Regions from separate parts of the Homo sapiens genome. Here region 2 is linked to region 1. Evidence: chromatin contacts called from ENCODE Hi-C or POLR2A ChIA-PET data. All regions are on one chromosome and are shown on one strand. The core of a region is the stretch at or near the end of the contact, and the rest is flanking DNA. Distances in the headings are between cores, read along the strand shown.

The links. A loop is a pair of places that touch in the nucleus more often than their neighbours do. ChIA-PET counts read pairs that join two places held with the same protein, here RNA polymerase II (POLR2A). Pooled maps may share reads with other maps.
Region 2: a map of naive thymus-derived CD4-positive, alpha-beta T cell shows a loop between it and region 1 (2.7-fold over the local background). The contact joins two enhancer-like sites. A Hi-C loop is called at or near these places in 4 of 168 maps with a recorded cell type or tissue (CD4-positive, alpha-beta memory T cell, CD8-positive, alpha-beta T cell and naive thymus-derived CD4-positive, alpha-beta T cell), 1 of 37 single-sample maps with no recorded cell type and 5 of 50 pooled maps. POLR2A ChIA-PET finds 5 or more read pairs at or near these places in 6 of 52 experiments (CD4-positive, alpha-beta memory T cell, activated CD4-positive, alpha-beta T cell, activated T-cell and 1 more).

What each region holds. Positions count from the first base shown.
Region 1 is chrY:7,323,782-7,330,148 of GRCh38, reverse strand. It overlaps the pseudogene PRKY and the pseudogene RN7SKP282. Among named protein-coding and RNA genes, the nearest start is that of TTTY16, 370 kb to the left of the region's middle. Within about 2 kb of position 3,053, at least 3 of the 41 ENCODE cell types and tissues checked have a DNase peak (open chromatin) inside an H3K27ac peak, as active enhancers do; they include CD8-positive, alpha-beta T cell, where a contact is called at or near this core.
Region 2 is chrY:7,288,682-7,295,499 of GRCh38, reverse strand. It overlaps the pseudogene PRKY. Among named protein-coding and RNA genes, the nearest start is that of AMELY, 380 kb to the right of the region's middle. Within about 2 kb of position 5,404, at least 3 of the 41 ENCODE cell types and tissues checked have a DNase peak (open chromatin) inside an H3K27ac peak, as active enhancers do; they include CD8-positive, alpha-beta T cell, where a contact is called at or near this core.

The DNA of each region.
Region 1 (6,367 bases), core at 1,804-4,303:
ACTGCATGTTATTATCAGTGCTGTGGCGGTGTTAGAAAGAACACAGCCCAATCTCTCCCCAGGTCTGTGTGGGCATCTCTAACACGTCATCCTACCAGGCAATATGGTGGGCACACAGGACAGAGAAAAGAGAATTTGTGTTTCAATAGGGGTACTGACAAAAAAGAAACAGAAACAAATGAACCAACACAAAATAACTCAAAAACAAAACACATACACAGACCAGAATTTTAATCGATGAGATGAAGGAGAGAAAATGCCAGGATAGAGAAGGGAAAGATCCACTCATTCACCTACAGACATATCCCTCCCCCTATTATCTTCTTTGGACTAAAAGTCTAGGCTGGGCCCAGTGACTCAAGCCTGTAATCTCAGCACTTACAGAAGCTGAGGAGTCAGGGGGGATTCCTTGAGCCCAAAAGTTCAAGACCAGACTGGGAAACAGCATAGTGAGAACCTGTTTCCAGTTTTTAGAAAATTAAAAAATAGGCAATGGCTCACGGTTGTAATGTCAGCATTTTGGGAGGCTGAGGTGGGCAGATCACGAGGTCAGGAGATTGAGACCATCCTGGCTAACACGATGAAACCTCACTTCTACTTAAAAAAAAAAAAAAAAAAATACAAAAAATTAGCCAGGCATGGTGGCGGGCACCTGTAGTCCCAGCTACTCAGGAGGCTGAGGCAGGAGAATGGTGTGAACCTGGCAGGCAGAGCTTGCAGTGAGCTGAGATCATGCGACTGCACTCCAGCCTGGGCAAGACAGCGAGACTCCTTCTGCAAAAAAAAAAAAGAAAAAAGAAAAAATAGGCCAAAATAGGCCAGGCACAGTGGTGGCTCAAGTCTGTAATCACAGCACTTTGGAAGGAAAGCCAGCGGGTCACCTCAGATGAGTTCGAGACCAGCCTGGCCAACATGGTGAAACCCCGTCTCTACTAAAAATACAAAAATTAGCCAGGCGTGGTGGCTCACGCCTGTAGTCCCGGCTACTCGGGTGGCTGAGGCAGGAGAATGATGTGAACCCAGGAGGCAGAGGTTGCAGTGAGCTGAGATCACAGAACTGCACTCCAGCCTGGCGACAGAGCAAGATTGTGTCTCAAAAAAGAGGAAAATTTAAAAAACAATAATAATAAAAACATCTAGACTTGCCCTCAAAACACACCTTTAAGGCCAAGTGAAGCCCTTTGTGTAAACAGTATTGTTCTTGGCTTAACTGGGTGGGATTTAAAATATTAACAGTTCTTTTCTCCTACATATTAAACAGTGCATGTTCATTATATAGACAATACACTCTCTAGAGAGCCCAGCACCAAAACAGACACACAAGGCACCACAGTGGCTTTGCAAGGACAATACCTCCCATATGCTGAACACTATACAATTAAACAATTGTCCCAGTTTGGCATAGCATTCTGGACCATTGAGGCGAATTAAGCCAAAAGGCCCTTTACCTCATAAACTATGTAAGATTAGATTTTATAAAATAATTCTTGGCCAGGTGCAGCAGCTCATGTCTGTAATCCCAGGCCGAGGAGGGCAGATCACGAGGTCAGGAATTTGAGAACAGCCTCACCAACATGGTGAAACCCCGTCTCTACTAAAAATACATAAAAATTAGCCGGGCATGGTGGCACGCACCTATCATCCCAGCAACTCAGGAGGCTGAGAGGCAGAAGAATCGCTTGAACCTGGGAGGCAGAGGTTGCAGTGAGCTGAAATCGCACCACTGCACTCCAGCCTGGGCGACAGAGTGAGACTCCATCTAAATAAATAAACAAATAATAAAATGATACTGATTTAACAACTGTCTGGTGCTAAAAATGTTAAATTCAAAAATAGAATTGGCCAGGCACAGTGGCACATGCTTCTAATTCCAGTGCTTTGGGAAGCTGAGGTGGGACGATATCTTGGGGCCAAGAGTTCAAGACCAGCCTGAGCAATAAAGTGAGATCACATCTCTAAAATTAAAAATAAAAAAATTAGCCTGGTATGGTGGCACATGCCTGTAGTCCCAGCTACTTCAGAGGCTGAGGAGGGAGGATCACTTGAGCCGAGGAGTTTGAGGCTGTAGTGAGACAAGATTGTGCAACGGCACTTCAGCTTGGGTGACAGGATGAGACCCTGTCTTGGAAAAAAAAAAAAAAAAGAAACTAAGTATATAGTATTTCACTGCAGTATAGTATAATAGCACAGTTCAGAGTTGAGATCAATTTTCCAACCACAGCGTCTTTGGAAGGATGTAAATGTTCAGAATTACAAACAACTTGTTCAGATATAAAGAGGAGGTACCCTGAAAAATTGTGTTGGGTAACTGCAAAACAGACCTAATACTGAGGATGCCTGCAGCATGTTTACACGCCTGTAATCCTAGCACTTTGGGTGACCAAGGTGGGCAGATAACCTGAGGTCAGGACTTCAAGAGCAGCTTGGCCAACATGGAGAAACCACATCGCTACTAAAAATACAAAAATTAGCCCGGCGCGGTTGCGGGCGCCTGTAATCCCAGATACTCAGGAGACTGAGGCAGGAGAATCACCTAAACGCCCCAGGGGGAAGTTGCAGTGAGCTCACTGCACTGAACTTCAGCCTAGGCAACACAACGAGACTCAGTTTCAAAATAAAAAACTGATTCCAAGAAAACAAAAATAAGGTATAGTCACACACACACACACACACACACACACACACACAGACACACACACAAACACACGGCTACAATGTGGCAATTTCTGACTGGTAAGCTTACAATATACACAAAGTCCATTTTTTTCCCCTCGTGGTTGTCATAGAAAAGTATAAAAAGCTTTTTATTTCATAATATAGCAGGAAAAATAATGTAAAATTATATATAATAAAAATAACATTTCTCTTTTTTTTTTTTTTTTGCTTTTATCAACCTCTTTAATTAATGAGGATGGTGTCAAAATCTTGACAGGAACACATCTTGCTTTTTTTTTTTTTTTTTGAGACGGAGCCTCACTCTGTCACCCAGGCTGGAGAGCAGTGGTGCAATCACAGCTCACCACAGCCTCAACCTGCGAGGCTCAAATTATCCTGCCACCTCAGCCTCCCAAATAGCTAGGACTATAGTTGTATCTGGCTCATTTTTTGTAGAGAGGGAGTCTTGCTATGTTACCCAAGCTGGTCTTGAACTCCTGGGATCAAGCGATCCTCCTGCCTTGGCCTCCCAAAATGCTGGAATCATCACGCCCAACCTGTCTTGCTTTTGGTCACATCTCATTTCTCACTACATCTGTCTTCGGTCTTTCATGGTAGTTTACATACCTTACTCAAATTCACTCTTCATGTCATTATTCTGACACAGTAAAATGAAGTCACTGTCACCAAATTTGGCAGTAACAGGTTTTTCCTGCCAATTTCAACACTTCACCAAAACTCCACACCTCATCCCTCAAGGTATCATTTTGAGGCAGTAAAACAGTAATTAATGGAAACTTCGGAGTAGGAGAGTATAGATAGTTGTCGTCATTTTTGTCAGGGGAAATGTAAGAATAATTTTAACACTGAGGGTTCCCAGACTGTCTGTTTAAAAAAAAAAAAAAAAACCACACAGATACAATTGCCTCCTGAATCTGTAATCAGGAAATTACCTCTGTAACTGGCTCCTCCCACCCTCCCCACTTCTGAGTCTCCAGTGTCTGTTACACTCCTCTGTATGCCCTGCACACCCATAGCTTACCTCCCACCTATAAGTGACAACACATCCTATTTGGTTTTCCATTTCTGAGTTACTTCACTTAACGATAATACCCTCCACTTCCATTGAAGTTGCCAGCAATCGCAGCCCACCTAAAATGAGCTGTGGGTCAACCTGGCTCTCTCATCCCTGATTGCAAGTGTCTCCCACACATGAGAGTTAAACTCTGGTTCCCAATCTTTCCCTGCCTGACCTGCCACAACTACCACCACCTTTCTCATTGCCAAGCAGTGTAGATTCCATCGGAGTTCACGTTCCTCTTACCTGTCTACCAGCTTCTTGGCAAACCCAAAGTCCGTGAGCTTGATGTGACCATCCCTATCCAGCAGGATGTTCTCCGGCTTCAAATCCCTGTAGACGATCTCCTTGGAGTGCAGGTACTCAATGGCACAGATGATCTCCGCAGAGTAGAAGAGCCCCGTGGTGCTGGAGAAGTGCCCCCGGTTGCGCAGGTAGCTGAAGAGCTCGCCACCCGGCACATACTCCATGAGCATGTAGAGGAAGCGCTCCTCATGCCACGTCCAGAACCTGCAGGGACAGCATACGCTCAGGGCCCCGCCAGGGCAGGGCAGGGGGTACGCCGTCAGCTAGGTGTCAGCACACGCTCAGGGCCCTCCCAGGGCAGGGCAGGGGGTACACCGTCAGCTAGGTGTCAGCACATGCTCACAGCCCCGCCACAGGAGGGGAGGGGATATGCCATGACCTAGGTGTCAGTACACACTCAGGGCCCTGCCAGGGCAGGGCAGGGGTTATGCTGTCAGCTAGGTGTCAGCACAGACACAGGGCCCCGCCAAGGCAGGGCAGGGGTACACCATCAGCTAGGCATCAGCACACGCTCAGGGCCCCGCCACAGGAGGGAAAGGGATATGCCGTATGCTAGATGTTGGGGTAGAGACTCAGCTAGATGACAAAATGTGTGGACAGACACACAGTAATAGCTAGGTACAGATATTGGGACATGGAGCACATAGGTATGAGCACATGGGTAAAGACAGATATTAATATATGGGTATAGATAGGTGTTAGAATGCATGTACATATAAATGTTACAATCTGCTGAGAGACAGAGGTTAGTATACGGGTGCAGATGGGGGCTAATATATGGGTTTACACAGTGTTATAATATGGTATAGAATGTGGATATAGATATATGTTAGTATACAGATATATATGGATGTTAACATGTAGTTATAGATAGGTGTTAGGATATAGGTGTAGACAGATTAATATATGGGTGCAGACAGATACTACAACACGGATATAGATAAATGTTACGATACAAGTGCAGAAGGGGTTAATATGTAGGTACAAAGAGATGTTAGGATATGGGTATAGATGGATGCTACTACATTACTATATGGGTGTAGATGGATGTTAGGATATGGGTTTAGACAGATGTTAATATATGGCTGTAGGTGTTAGGACATGGCTGTAGACAGACGTTATATATGGATGTAGACAAATATTAGAATACAGATATAGATAAATGTTAGAATATAGGTGTAGACAGATGTTAATATATAGGTAGAGATAGATGTTAAGATATAGATGTAGACAGGCATTACAAAAAATATGGATAGATATAAATGTTAGAATATGGGTGAAGAGAGATGTTAACACATAGGTAGAGAACAATGTTATAATATGGATGCTAGGATATAGGTGTAGACATACGTTAATATACACATAAAGACCGATGTTAGAATATGAATGTAGATAGATATTAACATAGAAGTATAAAGAGATGTTAGGATATGGGTGTAGATGGATGTAGACTGGTGTTGCTCTGTGAGTGTAGACACATATTAGGATATGGATGTAGACAGATGCTAATATATGGATGTGAGGGCAATCTGGCTGCAACATCTGCCTGCCATTGATCACCAGGGTTGATTCAGCTGATCTGACTGGCTAGGCAGTTGTCCCCTTCCTCCTCACCGCTCCATATGCGTCCCTCCCAAAGCTGCGTGTTCGGTCAAAGAGGATGACCAACCCCAATAGAGGAGGACTGGTCTTCAGTCAAGGGTATACGAATAGCTGCATTCCCCTGCTAGAACCTCCAGACAAGTTCTCAAGGTCCATAGATGCTAATATATGTGATAGACAGATGCTAAGGTGTGCATACAGACAGATGTTAGGATACGTGTGTGTGTAGATGTGACTCTGGGTATAGACAGGTGCTGAGGTCTACATATAGACAGGTATAATTCATCAGTATAGGTAAGATGCTAAGACGTGTGTAGATGTTAAGAGGTGTATAATCAGATATTGGGATAAGCATGTAGATGGATATTAAAGTACAAGTTCCATAGATGTTACATAGATGTTGTCTTAGTCCATTCTGGCTGCTATCACAAAAATACCATATACTAGAGGGTCTTACAAACAAGAAAAATGTACTATTCTCAGTTCCAGAGGCTGGAAGTCTCTGGACTTCCCACTAATGAACTGCATGGTAAGGGCCCATTCCTGAGGGAAGGGCCCTTCTCACACTGTCCTCCCACAGACCAAGGAGAAACAGGCTCCCTCAGGCCCCTTCACCAAGGGCACTGGTCCTGTTCAACGGCTTCACCCTCACAATTTAATTGCTTCCCCCAATGCTCCATCTTTTAATTCCATAGCTTTGGGGGTTACTGTCTCAACATATGAATT
Region 2 (6,818 bases), core at 4,155-6,654, 37 kb after region 1:
ACACACAGAAAGCATATCACACAGAATAATAAACGTAGTAAATGAATGCATCTGTAAGCGTGAAAACATTCAAACATCGGCTTCCCAAATGTCCCATGTGGCAGTGGTTACCCAGCCCTATCCATTTAGCAAGGACTTCTCCCAGTGTGGGTGATTGTGTTGTATGTACATCTGAATAACACTGACCCACCTCCCCAAGATAGGCTAAGAGGAACTTAAAAAAAAAAAGAAAAAGTAAGCAAAACCAGGCTCGGTGGCACATGTCTGTAATCCTAGCACTTTGGGAGGCCAAGGCAGGTGGATCACTGGAGCCCAGGCATTCAAGACCAGCCCAGGCAACATGGCGAAACCCTGTCTCTACAAAAAATTTAAAAATTAGCTGGGCATGGTGGTGCACATCTGTGGTCCCAGTTACGCAGGAGGCTGAGCAGGGAGGATCTCTTGAGCCCAGGAGGTAGAGGCTGCAATAAGTGCCATGACTGCACCACTGCACTCCAGCCTGGGAGACAGAGCAAGACCCCCTCTCAACAACAACAACAAAAAGTAAGCTTCATAGAAACAGAGCTGGTGTGTGTTTCTTCTTATTCTGCGTGGCACTGAATATAGACATTCATGAGGACCTGTGGGCTGAACAGCACAGCTCACCTTCCAGAATCAAGGATCTCACACCAGTAAGTGGGGGCTGAGAGCAAAATCTCCTGCCACAGAGCAATGGACAAGAAGAGGAGTTTGCACTCCCAACTCAGCTCCTTTATTCCAAAAGTCTGATATGTCCAAAACATAAGTCTTAAGATGTCCATTGAAGACACATAGGCAGGTCTGGGTCTCTACTTATGATCCAGAAAGAAAGTGAATGTTTTCTTCTTTTGGTTTTTGTTTTTTTTTTAAGATGGGGTCTCACTCTGTTGCCCAGGCTGGTCTTGAACTCCTGGCTTTAGGCAATCCTCCCACCTCAATGCCCCAAAGTGCTAAGATTGCAAGTGTGAGCCACTACACCTGGCACTGAATATACTTACTTTGTTTGTTTTAAATCTATTATTTGTTAATTATGGTAAGCTATGCACAACATAAAATTTACCATCTTAACAATTTTTAAGTGTACAGATTAGTGGTGTTAAATACATTCATAATGTCATCCATTCCCACCAACACCACCAACCATCTCCATTTGGACTTACTTTTATTTATTTATTTTTAATTAATTAATTAATTAATTTTTTTAGAGACAGGTCTTACTCTGTCCCACAGGCTAGAGCACAGTGATGCAATCTCAGCTTACTGCAGCATAAACTGCTGGGCTCAACCCATCAGCCCGCCTCAGCCTCCCAAGCAGCTGATGCTACAGGCATGCAACACCATGTTTGGCTAATTTTGTTTTTGAGATCTCTTTGTTGCCCAGGATGGTCTCAAATTCCTGGGCTCAAGTGATCCTCCCACCTCAGCCTCCCAAAGTGCTGAGATTACAGGCGTGAGCGATTGCGCCCAGACTTAACTTACTTTTAATTGGAAAAGTCATATACAGGTCCCTAGTAAGCATATTAACTCAGCCAGTAATAAGGTAACATAATGAGAAATTATGTGGTGGGTCAGCAAATGGCTGATGTCAAAGTAACTTGGATAACAAAAAAATCACCATTTTTTTAAAGATGTTTTGAGGATTATACACTTAAAAAGTAAGTTCCTTAATAAATTGTAAATGTCAGTCAACTATAAGAATTCCTAAGCCTCAGCCGGGCACAGTGGCTCACACCTGTAATCCCAGCACTTTGGGAGGCTGAGGCAGGGGAATCACGAGGTCAGGAGATCGAGATCATCCTGGCTAAAATGGCAAAACCCCGTCTCTACTAAAAATCCAAAAAAATAGCCAGATGTGGTGGCGGGTGCCTGTAGTCCCAGCTACTCAGGAGGCTGAGGCAGAAGAAAGGCATGAACCCGGGAGGCAGAGCTTGCAGTGAGCCAAGACTGCGCCACTGCGTACTCTCCAGCCTGGGCAACAGACCAAGACTCCGTCTCAAAAAAAAAAAAAACAAAAACAAAATTCTGCATTTCTTTCCTTAAACTGAGGTGCTTAAAGAACCTTGAACATGGGCATTCCAGGTGCTAACAAAACAGGATGCACCAATTCAATGGGAGAGAGAAGGTGAGGATGGATGAGCCCCAATTCTCCCTAAAATGCAAGAGAAAAAAACCCAAACATTCAATGTTGAGACATCATGGACAGAAATCTTTGCAAGAAGACAGCGTCGCAGTGGCCCTGCAGAGACATCAAGAAGGACAGCATTGTGTTCCTCACAGGCACTCCAAGAGAGGTGGCCATGTGGAAAATGCACTTCAAAAAATGTAAAACCGGCCAGGTGCACTGACTCACGCTTGCAATCCCAACACTTTGGGAGGCCAAGAGGGGTGGATCACCTGAGGTCGGGAGTTAGAAACAAGCCTGACCAACATGGAGAAACCCCATTTCTACTAAAAATACAAAATTAGTCGGGTATGGTGGTGCATGCCTGTAATCCCAGCTACTCAGGAGGCCAAGGCAGGAGAATCGCTTGAACCCGGGAGGCACAGGTTGCAGTGAGCCAAGATCACACTACTGCACTTCAGCCTGGGCAACAAAAGCAAAATTCCGTCTCAAAAAAAAAAAAAAAAGTTACAACCCAGCTGGGTGCCCTGGCTCACACCTGCAGTCTCAGCACTTTGGGAGGCCGAGGCGGGAGGATCATTTGAGGCCAGGAGTTTGAGACCAGCCCAGCCAACATGGTGTAACCCCGTCTCTATGAAAAATACAACAATTAGCTGCACATGGTGCCAGGCACCTGTAATCCCAGCTACTGAGGAGGCTGAGGTGGGAGAATTGCTTAAAGCTAGGAGATGGAGACTGCAATAGGCCAAGATTGCACCACTGCATTCCAGCCTGGGCAACACAGTGAGACTCTGCCTCCAAAAAAAAAAAAAAAGGTAACTCAAGAAGTGGGCACAGCCCCCATCCATCTTGTCTACAGCCTGGGAGGCCAGTACATGCCACATTAGCTTGGGAGGGAACATGCTCTTGTACCACACCTACAGATGGGTGGAGACTGGGAGCAGTGGCTCATGCCTGTAATCCCAGCACTTTAGAAGGCTAAGGCAGAAGAATCACTTGAGCCCAGGAGGTCAAGACTAGGTTGGGCAACATAGCCAGACATCATCTGCACAAAAAAAATTTTTAAATGAGCAGGGTGTGGTGGTATGCATCTGTAGTCCCAGCTACTCATGAGGCAGAGATGGGAGAACTGCTTGAGCCCGGGAGTTGGAGGCTGCAGTGAGTTATGATAGTACCACTGCACTCCAGCCTGGACAACAGGGAACCCCACCTGTTTAAAAAAAAAAAAAAGTGAGGCCCTTCTCCATAAGTGATACTTGCTTCCATATGTAGAAAGGGCTTTGGAGAAATATACAAGACACATTAATATGGTCACCTGGGTGGGAGGAGAGGGCAAATTCTGCACAGGTGAGGCACAAAAACAGAGATGCATTTCACTATATAACTTTCTCACCTTTTAAAATGTGACTATCAAAATATTTCATCTACATAGGTTTATGTTAAATGAAACCGATGCACTGCATTAAATAATTGTTTCAAAGTAATGTTGACAGCAGAATGTATGAATTTAAAACTGTCAAACTCAGTTCCTTTCCTTGACATTTTCCACCCTGCGAAAAATCAGTAAAAGAACATTAAATACTATAATGTATGAAATAAGGGCGTGAAACATATGGAGATGGAGGGTTAATGGCCTGTTTATAAGGTGCTTGGGCAGAGAATGGGCTCAACTGGGCTGCAAGAGGGAGGGTGGAGATGATCACAGCTTAGAACTTAGGCATATAAGCAGTGAGTGCTGATGACCTACGCAAGGTGTACAGGTGCACAGGATCTCTTAAGTTGTTCTGTTTGGGGAAAGAAGGAGACACAGTTCATGTTGAACGCAGTGGACGTACTGAGGTTGAGGGGTGGATTAGGTTGAATGGTGCCCCCCAAAAATATGTCCACATCCTAACCCCTGGTACCTGTGAATAGAGCCTTATTCGAAAATAGGGTCATTGTAGTTTCTATTAAGTAAACAATCTCCAGATGAGGCCATCCTGGATTTAGGGTGGGACCCAAATCCAACAACGAGTGTCCTTCTAAGAGACAAAAGAGAATGAATAAAAAATGGCCAGGCACAGTGGCTTATGCCTGTAATCCCAGCACTTTGCGAGGTCGAGCCATGTGGATCACCTGGAGGACAGGAGTTTGAGACCAGCCTGGGCAACATGGTGAAATCCTGTCTCTACTAAAAATGGAAAAAATAAGCCAGGGGTGGTGGCAGGTGCCTATAATCCCAGCTACTCAGGAGGATGAAGCAGGAGAATCACTTGAACCCAGGAGGTGGATGGTGCAGTGAGTCGAGATGACACCGCTGTACTCCAGCCTGGGCAAAAGATTGAAACGCCATCTCAAATAAATAAATAAAATAAAGACACAGAAGACGAGACAGAGACACAGAAGAGAAGGCCCCATTTGGAGACAGAGGCAGAGACTGGAGTGATGTGGCCAGGAGACCAGGGACACATTTAAGGACACGCTTCTGTCGCAGGTGGCAGCTAACCTGTTTTCTCTGCACTTATTTCTGTGGCTTTTTGGGTAAAGAGGCAACTAGGGATACTGATTACACAGAGGAGGAAGCTGGAGCTCAAACAGCACCAGCAGGGTAACAGAAATTTAAAAAACGCAGAGCTCAATCAGTTTAATAGTCAAAAGCTATGAACACATCAGACTGTGAAACACCAAAATCAGGTGGTGAAACGTGGCGCTGCCCTGAAGACCTTTGAAAGGCAGAACGGATGGGGTTTCCTAAGTTTTCCTCAGTTATGATTCTACTTCTTCTAGGACCCTCTGGCTTGTGACAGTCAAAGCACCAGCTCAGAATCTGTATCAGCATGCAATGCTTCAGGAAAATTCCAGAAACCTAAAATGAGTGGAGAAAAACAAAAGAAAAACCAGAGCAAACTGCAATGAAACTGAAAACAGGAAGTCAACACAGAAACATTAAAGAAACCCAAAGTAGTTTCTTTGCAAAGATTAGTGCAACTGATAAACCGGAATCTGTGCTCAAAATAAAATACTGAACTGTTTAACAATGAACTAAACAAAAGCCTTAACAGATAAAATCACATCCAACAACAATTTCTATTCAACTGTGTAGGGAATATTTTGAGACATTACTGACTTTTTCTATATATTATTTTCTTTTACTTTTTTCTTCTTTTTTCTTTTTCTCCTTCCTTTCTCTTTTCTTTTTTGCTTTTCTTTCTTTTCTTTCATGGTTTCACTCTGTCACCAAGGCTGGAGTGCAATGGCGCAATCATAGCTCACTTCAGCCTCAACCTCCCAGACTCAAGTGATCCTCCCACAGCAGCCTCCCAGGTTGCTGGGACTGCAGCCATGTGCCACCATGCCCGGCTAATTGTTATTTGTTTATTTTTTTTTTGTAAAGATAGGGTTTCACCATGTTGCCAAGGCTAGTCTCGAACCCCTGGTCTCAAGCCCTCCTCCCACCTCGACCTCCCAAAGTGCTGGAATTACAAGTGTCGAGAGACCACGCCCAGCCTGAAAATCAATGAAGTTGACAAGACAGAATTTGTTCTCAAAAGAAAACACTAAACTTTACGGATGAACTAAAAAAAGCTTTAATAAACAAAATCACGCATAACAACTATTCTATTCGTGTCCACGGAATGTTTTGCATCATTACAGATTTCTTTCTATATAAATATATTTTTTTTTCTGTTTTCTTTCTTTTTATATTTTATGTCCGTTTCTTTTTTTCTTTCGTTTCAGAATCGTGCTCTTTTGCTAAGGCTGGAGTGCAGTGGCGCCATCATAGCTCACTGTAGCCTCCAACTCCTAGGTTTAAGTGGTCCTCCTGCCTCAGCCTCCTGAATTGCTAGGACTATAGGTATGAGACCCACCATACACATGGCTAACTTTTTTCTATTTTTGTAAAGACAAGGTCTCACTATGTTGTATAGGCTACTCTAGAACCACTAGCCTCAAATGATTCTCCTTCTTTGACCTCCCAAAGCCCTGGGATTATAGGCATGAGCCACTATGTGTCACTTATTTTCTCTTCTATTTTTATTATTTTGTTGTTGTTGTTGTTGTTGTTGTTGTTGTTAAGAAGGAGTGTTGCTCTGTCCACCCAGACTGGAGTGCAGTGGCACAATCTCAGCTCACTGCAACCTCTGCCTCCCAGATTGAAGCAATTCTCTCACCTCAGCCTCCCAAGTAGCTGGGATTACAGGCACGCACCACCATGCCTGGCTGATTTTTGTATTTTCTTAGTAGAGACGGGTTTCACCATGTTGGCCAGGCTAGTCTCTAACTCCTGCCTCAGCCTCCCAAAGTGCTGGGATTACAGGCACAAGCCACCGTGCCTGGCCTATTTTTTTCTTAAGGTGTGATTGCGAACAGAATCAACAGCCCATGAAGAGGAAATTCTAGACAAGTTGCTTTCTCAACACCCTTTTGATTTCTGGAATCTCATCCAAGCTGGATTTTGCAATCTTTTAAGAATAATTCCCTATGACATTGTCCCAACTATAAGCTAGCTCTGTCAGTGGCATCTGAACCAGAGCAACTCCATCTTGAAGAGGTGTTGGTTAACATGAGGCTGAAGCCTGCTGGGCTGTGTGCCCAGATGGTTAAGGCATTCTAAGTCACGGGATGAGATAGGAGTTCAGCACAAGATGCCGGTCATAAAGAGCTTGCTGATAAAACAGGTTGCGGTAAAGAAGCTGGC